2 separate regions of the Mus musculus genome follow, and region 1 is linked to region 2. Evidence: chromatin loops called from intact Hi-C (ENCODE). Cell type or tissue: gastrocnemius. All regions are shown on one strand. Links, peaks and the distances in the headings refer to the core of each region. The heading gives the core; the rest is flanking DNA.

Region 1 (8,708 bases), core at 135-8,134, 1.4 Mb after region 2:
TGTTTTGTTTTTTTGTTTTTTGTTTTTTTGTTTTTCGAGACAGGGTTTCTCTGTATAGCCCTGGCTGTCCTGAATCTCACTTTGTAGACCAGGCTGGCCTCGAACTCAGAAATCCACCTGCCTCTGCCTCCCAAGTGCTGGAATTAAAGGTGTGTACCACCATCGCCCGGCACCAGGCCTTATTCTAATTCTCATAATGCCAAAGAAACGCCCCGGGGCTGGAAATATGGCTTAGTGATAGAACGTTTGCTTAACTTGTGTAAGTGGGCCCAGTCCCCAGAATCACAAAAGGTCTTTACTTTTGGAGATGAAAGCAGATGAATTTGTTAATGAAAGTTATGATGACACAGCTTTGAACCTCGACACATGGGGAACATAGGAGGGAGGCTTGTCTACAGCAAGCTCTTCTTGTCTACAGCAAGCTCTTCTTTCAACTTTTCTACAGGCTCAAAATCGAACGATAAAAGGGAAGGAAACTGAACTTATAAAAGATGAAAGCTTTCATCGCTCAGGAAAAAGGTAAGGAGAAAAAAGTGAAGGGGAGGATGGAAGTTAGGGAGGAGGAGAAGAAGGGAACCTTTATTGGGGTCAGAACCTCACAGGGAGTTGAGGCAGCAGGCACATTTTCAACATTGGGAGCATCCACCAATGAAAAAGCAAAAAACCACAAACTTCAATCAACACTTCAGGAAAGAGGCAGAGGAGTGGCTCAACGTGGACTTATGCCCACCCCCTGTCTTAAGCCTAAACTGTCATTTGCAGGGCAAGAGGTCAACAAACTCCTTTTACCTATCAACTTTTACTTATGGGAAATGTAACAGGCATCATGGCACTGTAGAGATGGCTCATTGACTAAAAGGTCAACAGTGGTACAAAGCCTGTGGGAGAAATCAGCCAATGTCTCTGGTTTGCTTTAAGGGCCACTTAAGACTGTGGAAGCCATACCCAGCACTGCTGTTTGCAGAGGACATAAGGTAGGTTCCCAGTACCTAGCTCTAAGGAATCTGATGTCTTTTGCCTCTGCAGGAAGCACACACACACACACACACACACACACACACACACACACACACCAAAGTTAAGTCTTAAAAAAAAAAAAGGATAGATCTCATTTGGTTTCACCCTAGGTTTCTAGTCTCTGATTCTTGGCTACCCAAGAAGTGCTGGGTATGGGTTCCATCTCCTGGAGTGGGTTTTAGGCAAATCAGAAATTGCTTGATTACTATCACAGGCTTTGTGCCACCATTACCCTAGCATAATTTGTAGGAGCTACACCATGGTAGATCAGAGGGCTTGTGGCTGCTTTGGTGTTTACGTTTCTCCTTTGGTAGAGTACTTCCCTCTACTAGAGACACTGAATCATAGGAGTGAAGGCTCTATGTAGACACTAGCTTCACCTCTCCATGTTCATTGAGTTGTGTGGGTGGTGTCTTCAGTATGCCGTGGGGTGTCTTTCTGTCTGCTTTTGAAGAATAACCTATTATCTCAGCAACACTCTGGGTTGGTTGGGGATTTCCTTGGGTTATTATTGGAAAATAATCCAATTCCCACCAACCAGTCATTTGGTGACAAAAGATAGCCAGTTGGGACTCTCTCATTATTTGGGAACTTCATTAGGATCACCTTCATATCTTTTAGGACACTTCCACTGCACTAGATTTCTATACCAACCCTCAATTGCCCCTCAGTTCTAGCTATCTCTTCCCACATTCCCTCCATCAAATCCATTTCCCCACCCACTCCCTACCTGATCCCCTTGTTCCTATATCCTTAGCCCTCAGTCCATCAATAAAATCTATTCTATCTTCCCCGCACCTGTGTCGCAAATCCCTCCCTCTAACCTAACCTTCCTGCATCCATGGATTGTAGTTTACTTATCATTTATTTAACGGCTAGTAACCAAATAGAAGCAAATATATATATATATATATATATATATATACCATATTTATCTTTCTGGGTCTGGGTTACCTCACTCAGTATGATTTTTTTCTAGTTCCATACATTTGCCTACAAATTTCATGATGTCTTTTTTTTTAAACAGATGAGCAATACTCCATTGTGTAAATGCACCACATTTTCTTTACCCATCCTTCTCTTGAGAGATATTTATGTTGTTTCCTGCTATTATAAAGAGAGCAGCCATGAAAATGGTTGAGCAAATGTCACTGTGGTAGGATAGAGTGCCCTTTGGGTGTATGCCTGAGTGGCATAGCTGAGTCTTGAGGTAGACCCATTCCCATCTTTCTGGGGAACCATCATAATGACTTTCATAGTGGCTGTACAAGTTTTCACTCCCACAACAAATTGATGAGTGTTCCTCCTATTCCACATCTTTTCCAGCATGAGCCATCACTTGTGTTATTGATTTTTTGTGTGTGTGATTGATTGTGTTATGCCATTTTGATAGGTGTTAAGATGGAATCTCAAAGTAGTTTTGATTTGCATTTCCCTGGTGGCTAAGAATGTTGAACAATTCATGTAAGTGTTTCTCGGCCATACAATTAAATAGTAATGGTCTAAATATAACCATTACTAAATATACTACTGGTATAAAAAACAATAAAAGGACTCCTGAAATATTCTGTTATACTTATAGATCAATGCCTTATTCAGCCATCATCAGAGAAGTTTCCTCCCAAAGCAGATGAGGGCAAATATAGAGACTCACAGCCAGACGTTACACAGATAGGCAGGCTTTGGAACACACAGCTCTATCAAATCCCTTGCCTCAGAGTTCAGGGAATCCTATGGAAGAAGAGGCAGAAAGAGTATAAGAGCAGAGGGGATGGAGGACACCAGAAGAAGAGCCTCTAAATCAACTGAGCAAAACCATGTGAACTCACAGAAACTGAAGCACTAAGCACAGGGCCCACATGGGTCTGCACAAGGCTGTGCGCGTGCGCGTGCGCGTGCGCGTGCGCGTGCGCGTGCGCGTGCGCGTGTGTGTGTGTGTGTTAATACATGAGCACACATATGTACTCATCTGTTGGTGAGGCTGATATCTGCTATTCTGCATGATTCTCCACCCCTAAGGTCTCTTACTGAACTCAGTTCAGACAATAAGAATCTCCGTCTCCGCCTCTCTAGGGCTGGACTTACAGACCAGCACAGCCCCAGCACTGAACCTCACTTTTTCTTGGGCACTAAGGATCCTAATTCATGGCCTCACCTTTGCACTGCAGGACTCTGAGCCGCCTCTGGAGCCCCCGGATTTCCTTTTGCTTTTGTAGAGAGACGATGTCCTGATTTACCAGGGGCATGAAAGCCTGAGCTTTATATGTGGCTGCGGGTGGCCTAGGTTCTCATCATCACATCCGAGTGAGCCTAAAGGCAGCACTGTCGGTCCCTGCACTGCACGCGCTCATATTCTCCTGAGTGGTAACACACTAAACACCAGAAAGCCTTTTAGTCCTGCTAGGACTATTTACCGACTCAGAATTTATCTAGACCGTTGCTCAGAGATGAGTCAAATTTCTGTTGCGTACCTGGGTCAATTACCCACTGAGGCTTCTTTTCCTCTTAGAGAGGTTTCATGAAACCAAGACTCACAGCTTGTAGATGAAGTTAACCCAAGGTCCACTAGATGGCGACATTCCCACTTTTCTTCAATACCACAAGGCTCTCTGTCCTTTTCCTTTCATTCCCAGCATGCAGAGCACACAGGGTCTCAGCCTACAGATTCCAGGGCTGAGAAACCTCTCTGAAAAAAAAATCAGTGTTACCTGTGCTTTTTGCAAAGCTATAATCAACACTATACAGTATACAGACCTCTATAGTAAGAGACAGATGCATCATAATAACAAGTGAACATTCTAACAAGGTTGGAAAGATGGCTAAGTGGTGAATAGTGCATATTGCTCTCGCAGAGGACCCACATCAGATGGGTCACAAGTTCCTGTAATTCCAGCTCCAGAAGATCCACTCCACTTCCCTTCAAGAGTACCTGTACTCAAATGCACATACTCAGATGCACATACATACACACAATTAAATAAAAGAATTCCTTAAATTTTTACATGAAAACATTTAAGTATAATCACAATTGGGGGAGGGGAATTAGAAGTATATTTACTCCCTCCTACTCTATATTTCTCGAATTTTCATACCCAGTGACTAGCTGGGGAACCCAAAGACTACCACAACTGTCCTCCCCCAACAGCAACACATATCAAGAAGATGGAAACCCAGCAGTGCCATGGGACCCATGGAAAGGTTTTCTATAGCTTGAGAAGTTGAGCTTAAAGTCGCTCACATTATAAAGAGAGAGAGCATGTGCTGTCTCTGACCCTGTATTGATTGGCACTGCGTTACTAGCACAAAACACTTGAGGCAATTAACGTCTCAAAGGTCCATCGAAAGGTTTAAGTACAAATTCAGATCCCATTAGTCTGGTGCTTTGGATAAGAGTTGTACACCATGGTGGAGCACGTGCTAGAGACTGTTCACAGCACAAGGAAGGAAACCGACAAGGTCACATCACCCTTCAAGGTACCCAGATACCTGAAGATGTCCACACACTGTTATCTCTTCTAAACCTACAGCATCTTCCAACAGTGAGACACTAGGTACTAAATCCTTAAGGCTCTGACCTTTAGGAAACACGAAATGCCTTCGTTACAGTTACCACTTTCTGCGAGAATACAGAAAGTTGAACCTGTTTAAACCATGGCTTCATTTTAGATAAAATGGCAATGACAAGGATAAAATGCCTGATAGACATGGGTTTTAATACTTAACAACACAAGCAATACTCAAAATAGTGGCTGGCTATTAAACTCAGGTCTTCATGTTTGCATGGTAAGCACTCTATAAGCAGGGCTATCTCCCCAGCCCTAGTCATCTATGTTCTGATGATTGAAACCAAGGTCTCCTGCATAGTGACATAATCCTTTCTGTAAAGTACATGGGTATGCATACACAGACATGTGTATTACTTAAGCAGACATGCGTATTACTCAGGTCGTTCCCCCTCGACTCACACTCACTGTAAACCTAAGACTTTTATCTTCCTGTCTCCACCTCCCAAGTGTTGGGATTAAGGCACACATCACTCCAGCTACATTTCTTCTCTATCCATGGCAACTGGCCTAGCAGCTGGTGAAGTAGTTTTGGGCTAAGCAAGTTTCCAGCATCCTAGATCTCATTTGAGACCAACAGCCCTACAAGACCAGCACAATAACAAGTGTACCTATAGATACAAATGGACTGGGGGAATCATGTAACTAGCTGGGTCACACAGCTTTGAGGGATAGAAGGTAAATTCCAACACAAGTTTCCTGACTACACAGCCAAGCTTTTAATTTATAGGTGTGACTAAATTGAACATAACAATCCCATGAGGAAGAGAAAAAATGGTTTGTCCTCTACCAATGTGTTGTCAGACAATGTCTGATGCCTACAGTTGAGACATCCCTGCTTTGGTAACCTGCCTACCTCGTGTTCAAACTAATACACTTGAAAAGTGCCTTCATTACAACCTTCTTTTGTCTTTCAAAACTTGAAAGCCTGAAACTATCTCCATTGGAACTTGACATTTTAGGGCAAACTGAATCCATGTTTCAAAGCCATGGTCACACATATTGGTCTCATATCATGTCTTCACCTTAAGTGGAGTGGAGATATTTTCTCTGAGTTGAGAAGGCCAGGATCTTCTACAAGTGGCCAAAGCTGTTCTGCCTTGATGCTCATCACAGGACTGAAGGAAAGAGGTCACCATGCCTGCACCCAGCCTTGTTTCTTCCACTGGAAGCCTGCTTTCCATCAGTGTTGTGCCCATTCCTCGTATTTCCTACTAATCCCAAAAGATGCAGCTTGTAACTGCTTAAAACTCTGAGAGATTCACTGACGGCAATCTTCAGAATAAGGAGGAGAAAGAAAAGTTGGCAGGAAGGTTCTTCTGGGAAATTACACAGTTCCATTGTTTGAAGAATTTCTCATTGCAAGGGATACCATCTTCTCCATCATTTATCCTAGGAAACAAAACCTTTGAGGGTTGAAGCAAGTAGGGTTACAATGCAGAGCAGCCTTGAATACCCCATCCCTCCTTCCCAGGGCTATTGCTTAGTGAGTAGCTCCACTCTAGATCCAGTCAGCGGCTCAGAACAGCCTTCATGGTGCTGTAACTCTTCTGGAAGAGCCGGACCTGTGGTCAGGAAGAATCCAGACTCACATATGGATTGCCATCATTGAAAGGGAATACACTGAGCACGTGCACAGTGTATAAAGAAGCAAGACAGGATTGGCCAAGGGGGATGAAAAGTACCACAAAATCATCTCTTAAAGTGAGTTGGCAATTTTACCCAAAACCATTCTCATTGGTTGAAGAAAGTATCATTGGTGACTATGATGGCCAATTTCAACTGACAACCTAGTGCAATCTACAATCACCTGAGAAAAGAACCTCCATGAAGGACCATCTAGACCAAGGTGGCCTGAGGGCATGTCTGTGAAGATTGTCTTCCCTGCCTTAATTGTTGTGGCAAAACCCAGTCTGAGAGTGGGGTGCACCACTCCCTGTGGTTGGGCACTGGACTGTTCAAGAATAGAGAATGTGGGCAGAGTGCCAAGGATGTGTGTGTTTGTTTCTCTCTGCTCTACTCTGGGTGTGATGTGACCATACACCTCAAGTTTCTGCTGCTTGGACTTCCCCACAGTGATGGACTGTGGACTGAAATTGAATGGTTAGAATAAACCCTTTCTTTATTAAGCTGCTCCTTGCCCCCAGGTATTTTATTGCAGCAACAAAGATAAAACTAGAATGATTAGTGGCCATTTATTCTGACCTCATACTTGATTCACAAGGATACCTCCAGCAGCTAAGTGATGTGAAAACAGCCAACAAAACAGTCATATGATCTCGGGTTGCCAAAGATGCTGGTCTCTTACTCTAATTATCTTTGACGGGGACCCTTTGGTTCAAGACTACATGAGTGTCCTATAAGAAAGGGGAAGAGAAAAGCATGGTTCCCAATTAAAGGTTAACATTAGATTAGGTATCAACTCTTCTTACTCATAGATCAGTTAAAATGATCAATGTCCTACTGTGTGCTGACAGTCTCTAAAACACATCTTCGTTGAGTCTGCATCTCATTTATTTGCCTATATAACACTCCCTCTTGAATTCTTACAGAGCATCTTATTAGAGCAATAACCCATGAGAAGTCCTCTTTTGGGTCAGGCATAGGACATGTGTCTCATATGGATAGACTGGCCAAATATGTTGGTTTCTAACTGTCTGTAATATCAGGGAGATTTACAGGAATCCAATCCCTGTGACAGAGATGGCAGGGAGTACCTTTCAAAGTTTCATGGCATGATCTCTTTCTTCCTCCTGTAACCTCCCTACTCAAAGCCATTATTGTCTTCTCTTGATTTTTTCTCCCATAACTGGTATTCTTGATTCTTTTGCTTCTTTTTCAATTGTGTGTGTCTGTCTGTCTGTCTGTCTGTCTGTCTGTCTGTCTCTCTCTCTCTCTCTCTCTCTCTCTCTCTCTCTCTCTCTGTGTGTGTGTGTGTGTGTGTGTGTGTTTATGTGTGTATGTCCGTATGTGCTCGAGAGTGCATGTGTGCACACATACATGGGATTAAGCATGCTTACATGTGGGTGGGCAGGTGCACATGCATGATGAATGTGTGCACATGTGGATGGAGGGCCCAGGTTGATGTCAGGACTCATCCACCATCCTTAATCTTGATTCCATGTTATTCATCGAGGAAGGGCCTCTCAATCAAACCCAGAGCTCACCATTATGGCTCGTCTTACTAGCCACCAAGATGTAGCTGGTAACTCCTGTTTCTGCCTCCATACCTACCCAGTGTTTACTAGTTTTGTGGGACCTGAACTCCGGTCCTCATGCTTGGGTGACAAGTGCTTTAAGCTCTGAGCCATCTCTCTCCAGCCCTCCTCATTTGACTCTCTGAGTTGTGTTCTGCAGTCACCAGCCATTCGAAGCTTCAACCTGATATGTGACACACACACACACACACACACACACACACACACACACACACACACACACACACAGCCACTGCCTACCATCTTCAGGAGAGCAATGGTGCTGGGAGTAATCCCTTGCTGTCTTTACTGCAGCCTTTGTCCCCCTTCCTTTTGTCCTATGCCACATAATTTCTCCTTGCACACAACTAGCCTGTTCTACCACAAGGAATTCTGGACTTTGTATCTCAGTCTGCACCACTCTCTCCACACAGTATATGGCTGACTTGTCCTTTTCCTTCAGATCCTCTGTCCCAATGTCATCTCGAAAATTATTTTTCCTGATCCAATTTCTACTATGTGTCTCTATTTTTTTTCAAATGCAATAGTCTCTGAAATTACTTTTTGAGCATTTGCCATCTTTCTATTTTATAAAGGCCCTGATTATATTATTTATCATTGGAATCTAGGGGCCTAGGACAATTGACAGCACACAGTACTATTCAATAAGTGCTTAATGAATAAGTGGATGAATGCAGTGTAGATAGAGTATCTGCCTTTCATGATCCTCGGAACCCGGGCACCTTGCCTGAGCTGGCCGGGACTTCTGTACCTTATATAAAGTAAAAGTATGTGTGCTGACATAAAGGGCTATTTTAGTAATCATTTATCATGTATACTAACATACATTATGCTGATGTAACATATTCTGTATGCAAACATACAGGGCTATTATAACAATCACTTATTGGGTGTGAAGCAATTAGGTAAG
Region 2 (8,708 bases), core at 182-8,181:
AGCCTGCTGCTTTGCTGAATGTGTTTATCAGCTTTTTTTTTTCTGGAGTTTTTAGGGTCTCTTATGTGTCAAATCATATCATCTGCAAATAGATACTTTGTATTTTTCCTTTCCTGTTTGCACGTCCTTGTCTCCTTCCGTTCTTATTGCTCTAGTTGAGGCTTCAGTTACAGCATTGAAGAGGGGCGGGGAGAGTGGGCACCTTGTCTTGTTCCTGGTTTTAGAGACAATGCCTTGAGGTTTTCTCCAGTGAGCAGGAGGTTGGCTGTGGACTTGCTCTAAACTGCCTCCATTGTGTCGAGCTGCATTCCTAGCAAATCTAGCTCCAAAAGGATTTTGTCCGAGGCCTTTTCTGCATCTAATGAATTTTTTGTCCTTAGATCTTTTTATGTGATAGATTACATTTGTTGATTTACCAATATTGAACCATCCCGGTGTCTCTGGGACGAAGCCAACTTGATAATAATATTTTGAAATGTGTTTTTGAATTTGGTTTGGAGGAAGGGTTCTATCTATCTATCTATCTATCTATCTATCTATCTATCTATCTATCTATCTATCTATCTATCTATCTATCTATCTATCTGCATCTGTCTTCATCAGAGATGCTGTCCTGTAATTTTCTTTTCTTTTTCTTATTCTTTCTCTCTTTCTTTTTCTCTTTCTTTCTTTTCCTCCCTCCCTCCCTCCCTCCCTCCCTCCCTCCCTCCCTCCCTCCCTCCCTCCCTCCCTCCCTTTCTTTCTTTCTGTTTTTGGGTTGGTCTTTGTGTAGTTTTGATATAGGGTAATACTAACCTCCGAAAAGGAGTTTAGTAATGCCTCTTCCTTTTCTATCTTATGGAGTAATCTGAGGTGTGTTAGTGTTCGTTCTCTTTTGAAATCCTTTTAGAGGAGGATTCTGCTCTGAATCCATCTGGCCCTAGGCTTTTTTGAGTTAGGAGACACCACGTGGGTGCTGGGAACCAAACGTGGGTGCCCTGGCAGAGCAGCAAGTACTCGTCTCTCCAGCCCGTCCCCAGCCACTGTGTTAGGTGTTGTTGGTTCTTTCAGTTGAGTCATTTGGTTATTGATTTGAGATTAAGTTTTTTTTTGATGTAGACACTTAGTGTTCTAATCTTTCCTAACCTCGGGACTGTCTTCCCTTAGACTTTAGCATGCTGTGTTTTCATTTCATCCACCTGTAGGAATTCTAAAATTTCTCTCTTGAGTTCTTCCTTGTCCCAGTTATCACTCAGTGGTGGGGTTGTTCCCAGGAGTTCTTTCAGTTCCTATCATCTTTGACATAGTCCGCTTTATTCCGTTGTGCTCAGACAGAAGGCAGGATATTATGTCAAATTTTCTATAGTTGTTGAGACTTGCCTTGAGTCCTGATATGTGGTCTATTTTGGAGGAAGTTCTATAGGCTGAGGAGAAGAATGTAGGCTCTTCTGTGTCCAAGTGACATGCTCGGTGCACGTTTTTTTTTTTGCTCCATTTAATTTATGACATTATCTGTTCCCAATGTTTTTCTGTTTAGTTTTTGTCCCATCCCTTGTCTGTTGGAAGGAGTGAGGTATCAAAGTCCCCCACTTTCACTGTGACCTGAGTTCTAATAGTGGGTTGTTGCTGTATTTCTTTCTTTCTTTCTTGAGACAAGGCTTCTCTGTTTAGTCCTGGCTGTCCTGGAACTTGCTCTGTAGACCAGGCTGGCCTCGAACTCTGAGATCTCCCTTCCTCTGCTTCCCAAGTGCTGGGATTAAAGGTGTGCACCGCCAGCGCCTGGTTAAGAATGAGACTGGGCTGACTCTGCCCCACAGTCTCCATTGTGGTGGGGATGGCTTAGTGTCAGGAGCTGCTTGTGATTGCGGTTCCAGGAGTGTGATGCTGATTGGTCAAACCTAGGTGAGTCAGGAAGCAGGAATAGACCAATGAGGTGCTCCGCTGGCTCCCCTCCCCCTTTTTTATTCACTTTGGCAGACCAGTTTGTGGAGGGGTGCCACTGACTTCCAGGGCAGGTCTCCCCTGCCTTGCAGTTAAACCTCTCTGAAAACTCCCTGCTCTCTGAAAACTTCCTGGCAGAGACGTTCAAAGGTGTCTGTCACCAGTGCCCAAGGCATTTCTAAATACAGTCATGTTTACAGTAACAGTAGCCCAACCACAGCTAGGTTGGGATGTGAGCTAACAGCTTCTTGGGGTCTTAACTGCTGGGCACTGTGACCAGGCGTCGAAGTCTATACTCTGGTATGGAACTTTCTTTGAGCAAACACTGTCTGAATTCATACAACAGTAACTAACGCAGGGGCATTGTGGGGGGCGGGGGGAGCTCCCTGAAGAAGCTGAGAGACAAGCTGATCTTCCCAGAGCTGGAGAATGTTCACAAGTGTTCAAGAGAAGGGACGAGAACTGGTGTGGCAGGGGGTGGGGTGGGGGTAGGGATCAATGAAGGTATGAGAACCGGTTGGATCTGTTCCAGTGCTCGGGGATCCAGAGGAGGTAGAGGTACTTCTGTGAGAAGACAGCACGCCCCAGGGAACTTATGATGCCATTAGGGGGTACAGTTTCAGTGTTCCCTGTGCCCTGGACCCTCTAGAAGTAGTCTGAGAAAACTCCCCACTCTACCTCTTTGCCCACCCCCCCTCACACCACGAGACTCCGTTGACTTCATGTCTCCTAAGCCTCTTTTTCTCAAGGAGCATGTGAGGAGCAGGTACGTTACTCACCTGGTCAGCAGCCTCTCGTGTCAAATCGGCATTATTTCTCATTAGCATGATGTCACCCGGCTTACCAGACAGGACTCTTAGCCCCTTGCCTGTACAGGAAAAAGGAGACTTAGAGAGACGCCAAGAACCTCTGCCTGGTGCCCTGGTCCTGTTGTGGGAACTCGTGAACCCTGATGGGCACGAGAAATCACGTGGGAATGAGGTCTTTGTCACAGTGCAGATGCCAGTGACATACTCAGAAGGGCCTAAGCACCTGCTTCTGTGACAAGCACCCAGGAGTGATGATGTAGTCAGCGTGGGGACTCCATACTGAGGTTCACCTTGAAGATCAGTGGGTGTGACGGGAGAGACACTTTCATGGATCTCACAATTTAGTCATGGATTTAATGTTCATTCTTACTCCCAAACGAGGCAGTATTATTTGTTTTTTTTTTTTAAAAGGCCTTGTTTTTAATTGTATAAATGCACTTATATCTATAGGTGATATATGCATATTGAGTGCAATACCTGCAAAAATCAGAAGAGGGCGCCAGATTCTGTGTCCATGGTGTTACAGGGAATTGTGAGAGCCCTGATGTGGGTGCTGGGATCCGAACTAGGATCCTCAAACACTCTCAATCTTTGACATGCTCCTAACATTTCTCCAGCCCCTTGTCTTTTATTTTATATGAGCCCACAACCAAGACTTTGGAGATTTAAATAGACTTTTGTAGCAATGGAAGTTTTAAAGACTTGGGGGTGGGGGATTTTTTGGAATTGAATTGTATTTTATATTATGATTTTAACATGTTACTTTGGGGACAAGGGATGGAAAGTTATGGCTTAAAGTGACATGCTTGTGGGTCAAGTTGACAAAGGACAGATCATGCTGGTTAGTTTTTAACTGGTAACTTGACACAAAGTGGAGTCACCTGGGAAGAGAGTTTTAATGACTCTTATCTAGATGTTGACCTGTGGGCACGTCTCTGGGGACTGCCTAGATCATCTGATATAGGAAGACACAGTCTGTTGTGGGCGGCACCATTCCCTAAGCAGAGCAATCAAGCAAGGATCTGTGTGTTTATTCTCTCCCGCTCTCAACTGTGGGCGTAGTGCTTAAAGTTCCTGTCTTAACTTCCTCACAATAATTTAACCTGGAATCTTAAGCCAAATGAATTTTTTTTTGTCCCTAAGGTGCTTTTTATTGAATGTTTTATTACAACAGAAACAAAACTAGAATAGAAGTTTCCTGGACCAGAAAATGGTGGCCTGGGAAGCTAAGCAGTGTGCAACTGATATGTTTAAAAGTAGGGACATGAACCAGGGTTTCATACCTCTAGAATCCCAGTACATCCCTAAGCCTTTCCGTTGATCACACCCCCATCTCTGGGGCTCCGGTCTGTGTCCAGTCTTCTGGGATTAAAGGTTTATTTTTTTATCCGGGCCAGCTGGGAAGGCACCTTCTTGCAAAGCTCCTTTCTGGCCAGCAGGTGGCAGTGCTGCCCCAAGGATATGGCCTAGACGGCTAGCTAGAGCTGCTCCTAGTATCTTTTGTCTGCACAGGGGTCCGCTCTCCTCTCCGGAGCCTTCAATGTGCCTGCTGAGCTGGGGCTGCTCATTTCCTTTCTCTCCTGGCTGTAATGCCTCATAACTTCGGATCCTTAGAGCCATTTACGATAGATTCAGATGCAGCCTGCAGCTAGAGTTTCTAAGCACAATGCTTTTCTGAGTTAGGTGCGGTCCTCTTGCCTATCTGCTCAGAAGAGGAACCTTGGGGCTTCCAGAGGCTCGAGAGGTCATGGAACAGGGGAATGCCAAGGAGCAGGGGAAGAGGCAGAGCCTGGTAGGAGCCTAGCAGTTGTGGCGCTGGAATCCATAGATGGGAGGGATTCATTCTGAGGAAGTCGAGGCAGAGCCGGAAGGGGACCAGGGCTTGTAACTCTGGACCTTGTATAACTTGTTATCACCAGGGTCTGTGATAGGAAGTCCCCGCCTCCTTCCTACACCCCCCAGGTACTGGTTCCCCACAGAATGACTGACTCTTAAGTGTTGTGTTCAGCTCAGATATGGCTGTGCAAATCTTGCCCAGCCTGGCGTTCTGCTGGGACCAGAGACTTCCTTCTTCATGATGGAACTCTGTCACAACGCATGGTGACTCCTCGTGATAAGGGAGAAGTGGGGTGCCTTTAAGTAACACGAAGCCTTCCTTTCTCTGGGGGCAGCGGCGGCGGGGGGCGGGGGGGGGTTAAACCCAGTAGATGGGATACTAGGTGCTCAGTTACACAAAACCGCCACTTGGTCGATGGCCTCAGGGTTCCTGTCTCTCAAATTCGAAGAACGAAATTCATGGAGAAATGCTGAGTTTAGAAAGAGTCTTATTACGGATTCATGGGTAGGAACTTAAGAAAGGAGATGGAGTTACTTGACGGTAGGAGACCCGCACATGGGACACCATCCAGCTGATAGTCCAGTGCTGTTGCTTTTTTTGTTTTTGTTTTTAAATGTTTAATAGGATTTATGGCAGAGACTGGGTTAAGCCATGAAGAGGAGGATGAGCCGGTCACGTCAAGGTAATCGGGTGTCTGTTCTCTGCTTGGGGTGGTCAATTATCCATCATAGAAAGAGAAGAAAGAGATAACAGGACCAAGATGGCTACCCTCTGGCATTCCAGGCCTCCAGAAGACAGAACAGGACCAAGAAGAATGTTCGTGACTTCTGTCCAAAGACATAAATTAGGATAGTTTACTTTTGGGGTCCATGCCTTTGAAAACAATTTCCATCCTCTGACCTTATCCCTAGGAGGGACTGGCACAGATGGGTTCGGTTTGTACTTGTGACATGCATGTCTGAGCTACTTTGTCTCACCAGGCCTGGCACTAGATTTGGCTGCTGCGGGGCACTACCAGCAGGCTCTGCCTCCTTGGGTCCTCTAACCCTGCTGGGCAACACGTTTGCTCTCCGCTTGTTCTTCGTCGGTCCAGGCTGGTCTGTTATCTATCATGCCCCATTCCATGTGGAGAGAGCCCAGGGAACAAGCTCTTCTGCATAGTGTGGAGCCCAAGGTTGAGAGCAAAGTAAGTCGTTTATGAAAACAGCCCTCCACCGTGTTATCCAAGCAGCGTGTATTCATTGCTACAAAATTGAGAATATGTGAAAGGAAGAAAATTAAAACCACCTCCATAACAATAGAATCTTTTTCTACAGTGATATTTTAATGGAATTGAATTTTTCTCATTCTCTTTTTATTGTACAAGAAATACATATTTCTCAACAGGGTTATGAAGTGGCATTTCCAGGGGATTAATTTTATTTGGTCTTACACGATTTTTTTTATATTTGTAGAATAAAAAAATTTTAATTTATCTGGGTTACCACATCATGAACCTGTCAATAATTCTGTGAGAGATTGCAATAGCCACCTCTGTCTTTTGAGGACCTACTATGTGCGAGCAGTTTTTACATGACTGTAACTTTATGGAGGGATGATTTATATCTCATAGAATTAACTTGTTTAGACCCATTAATCACTATAATTTGAAGATGGCTAGAAGGCTGGGAAGGTAGTTCTGGGGTCACTCCTCACGTCCTAGTGACATGTGATCCAAAGACCTAAGACACTGGGCAGTCACCGTCATCAGAGTCCAGGCTGGGACAGTGATTTTGAGCTCACTGAAAACTCTGTGATTGTGTGCAAAGTGGAAGCAGGCTGTATTAACAATTATCATGGAAAGTGAGACATTAGGGGACGGTAAGAGAGTTGGGAGGGGTTCCCAAGGGAGGGAAAGGCTGTTGACTTTCCTTGCCAATGGTTTTCATAGGACTGTGGTGAAAACCCAGACAAAGGTTGAATGATCTCTACTGAAATCGGGTAGAGCCAACGGAGGGCCGTACACTCTACTTGTGTCCCTTAGGCCAACCAGGGAGATGGTCAGATGCTGCCCAGCCAGCTAGGGGAAGTTCCCATCCCTGCCTCGTCCCTCAGCCCGCAACAAGTAAACCAAAGGCCCACGTGCCGGCGCCTAGATTGTGGGTGGGAGGATAGGATGTGGTGGGAACGGCTCACCAATAGGAGGGTGGTGGTGGTGGTGGGGGGCCGATCGTTTCCTTGGTGACTGGTAACAGGCACTCACAGGAATCTACAGGCATTTATGGCCTTGCTCTCAGAAGAGTGCTGACTCTCCTGTTCAGTTAGAGGCGCCACCACTGGTGGAATGGGGAGAGGCAAGCCCGGGCAGAGGAGGCGGGGCTTGACCTGGGACTGGGCTTTTTGAGTCAGTGATCTGAAGTCAGTGCGGATACTGGAGTCTGCACTGGCACACGGAGCTCCCAGGGAGAGCTGTTCTCTATTAGTTTTCTCTGGGAAAATCTTTAGTTTTGTTGCTGGTCTCCCAGTTAGGGCTGCACAGTGGATGACCTGGATCACCAGGTGTCACCTGGTCTGCTCCAGTACCCTTCAGCTCCCAATCATCATAACATCCCAGAAGCTAGTGCCAATAACTGTCTGCTTTGAGCCTAGGGAGTCATGTGGTCTTTGTGGCATAGAGCAGGTAACTCAAGGCTGAGCCCCAAAGGCCTGTCCTAGGAACAGTGTTTCAGCACAGCATGTGCAATGGCCCTGAGGCAGGAAAAGATTTCCTAGGTCTTAGAACTCTGAGTAACGATTGTTCAAGGTGGATACCACCGTAGGCGGCAAAGAGCTTTTAGGACTCACTAGAAAGAGTTCCCAGCCGGGCTTCTGGGATTGTGAGTCTGAGGGATGAGTTGTTAAGGATACACAGGGCATGACATTCTTCCCAGGCTTCTATGCCCCGAGGCTGATGTGGCTCCTGAGAGGTGGGGAAGTCACTGGGCACCGCCCACTGCCTATACTGGCCATTTTCTAATGTTGAGTATCCCAGACTCAGAAAGGCAAATGTTTCATCTCATGTATAGAATTATGTACATGTAGAATTGCATATATAAAACACAACCACGGGCTCTTGAGTGACTTCCAGCTTGGCATGCACTTGGAATGTAATGGACGTTTTCATCAGGAGCTGCTTGGCACTTGTACCCTTGCCTGCCATCCTGCTCAGCGTGGATTCGTTCTCAGCCCAGAGTGTGTAGCATCAGAGTGCCAGCTGGGAAATTTCTAGTGCTGCAGGTTATGTCTGTCCTATTTATTTATTTATTTATTTATTTATTTATTTATTTATTTATTGTAGTGCTAAGGACAAAACCCAGGACATCACCGATGCCAGGCAAGTGCTCTACCACTGAGCTATACCCAGGCTATATTTGTCATTAGTGCTTTTAAAAGCTACCATTACCATAAAAAAAAAAGAAAGGGTTTCATAACGACATTTTTATATGTACTAATTTTTAAAAAGATCTGCTTTTCCTTATGTGTGTACTTGTGTGTCTGTGTGCTGTGTGAGTTCAGATGCCTGCAGAAGCCAGGACAGGGAGTTGAAGCCCCTGGAGCTGGGATTGCAGGGCGAGGTGGGCGACTGCTGAGCCTTCTTTCTCCCCAAGCCTCAGTGCTTTGGTTATTGACCCTCCCCACCTGCGTCCTGCTCCTCTCCTGCTGACCCCTCCCCCAGTAACCACTTTTATTCTGTATAACCTTCCTTAGTGTTCCCCTTCAAAACTCCCCTTAATACCTCTTCTGTTGCTGGGTGTGGTAGCTCACGCCTTTAGTCTCAGCACTCAGGAGGCAGAGGCAGGCAGATCTCTGTGAGTTCAAGGCCAACTTGGTCTACAGAACACATTCCAGGACAGCCAGGGCTACACAGAGAAACCATGTCTCAAAAACCAACCCAAAAAAAAAAAAAATCTCCGTTCCTTACAAAGCACACAAATTGAAATCTGGATTTTGTCCATGAGAGAAGACATATTTGTCTTTCTGAGCCTGGGATATTCAATGTTAAAAATATCCAGTTTCATCCATTTTCTTACAAACGTCATGATTTCTTTCTTTTTTTATGGCTGAATAAAGTTTCATTGTGTATGTATACATACCACATATCCATTGTCTAGCCACCGATGGAT

The links. A loop is a pair of places that touch in the nucleus more often than their neighbours do. Peaks named below come from ENCODE experiments on the same cell type or tissue, not always from the same donor. Only the 100,000 strongest peaks of a DNase experiment are listed, where the experiment ranks them.
Region 1: a loop joins it to region 2, with 6 times the contacts of the local background. A loop is called at or near these places in 5 of 42 quality-filtered maps.

What each region holds. Positions count from the first base shown.
Region 1 is chr11:56,111,651-56,120,358 of GRCm38, reverse strand. Gm46260 (a long non-coding RNA gene) reads left to right here and starts at 466. Exons shown (of 2, transcript XR_001780129.1): 1 at 466-519. In gastrocnemius, for the core only: a CTCF peak has its summit at 3,585 (motif pointing right); a DNase peak (open chromatin) is centred at 3,573.
Region 2 is chr11:57,463,424-57,472,131 of GRCm38, reverse strand. No RefSeq gene overlaps it. Among named protein-coding and RNA genes, the nearest start is that of Fam114a2, 51 kb to the left of the region's middle. In gastrocnemius, for the core only: CTCF peaks have their summits at 3,224 (motif pointing right) and 4,158 (motif pointing right); DNase peaks (open chromatin) are centred at 3,705, 4,181 and 5,580.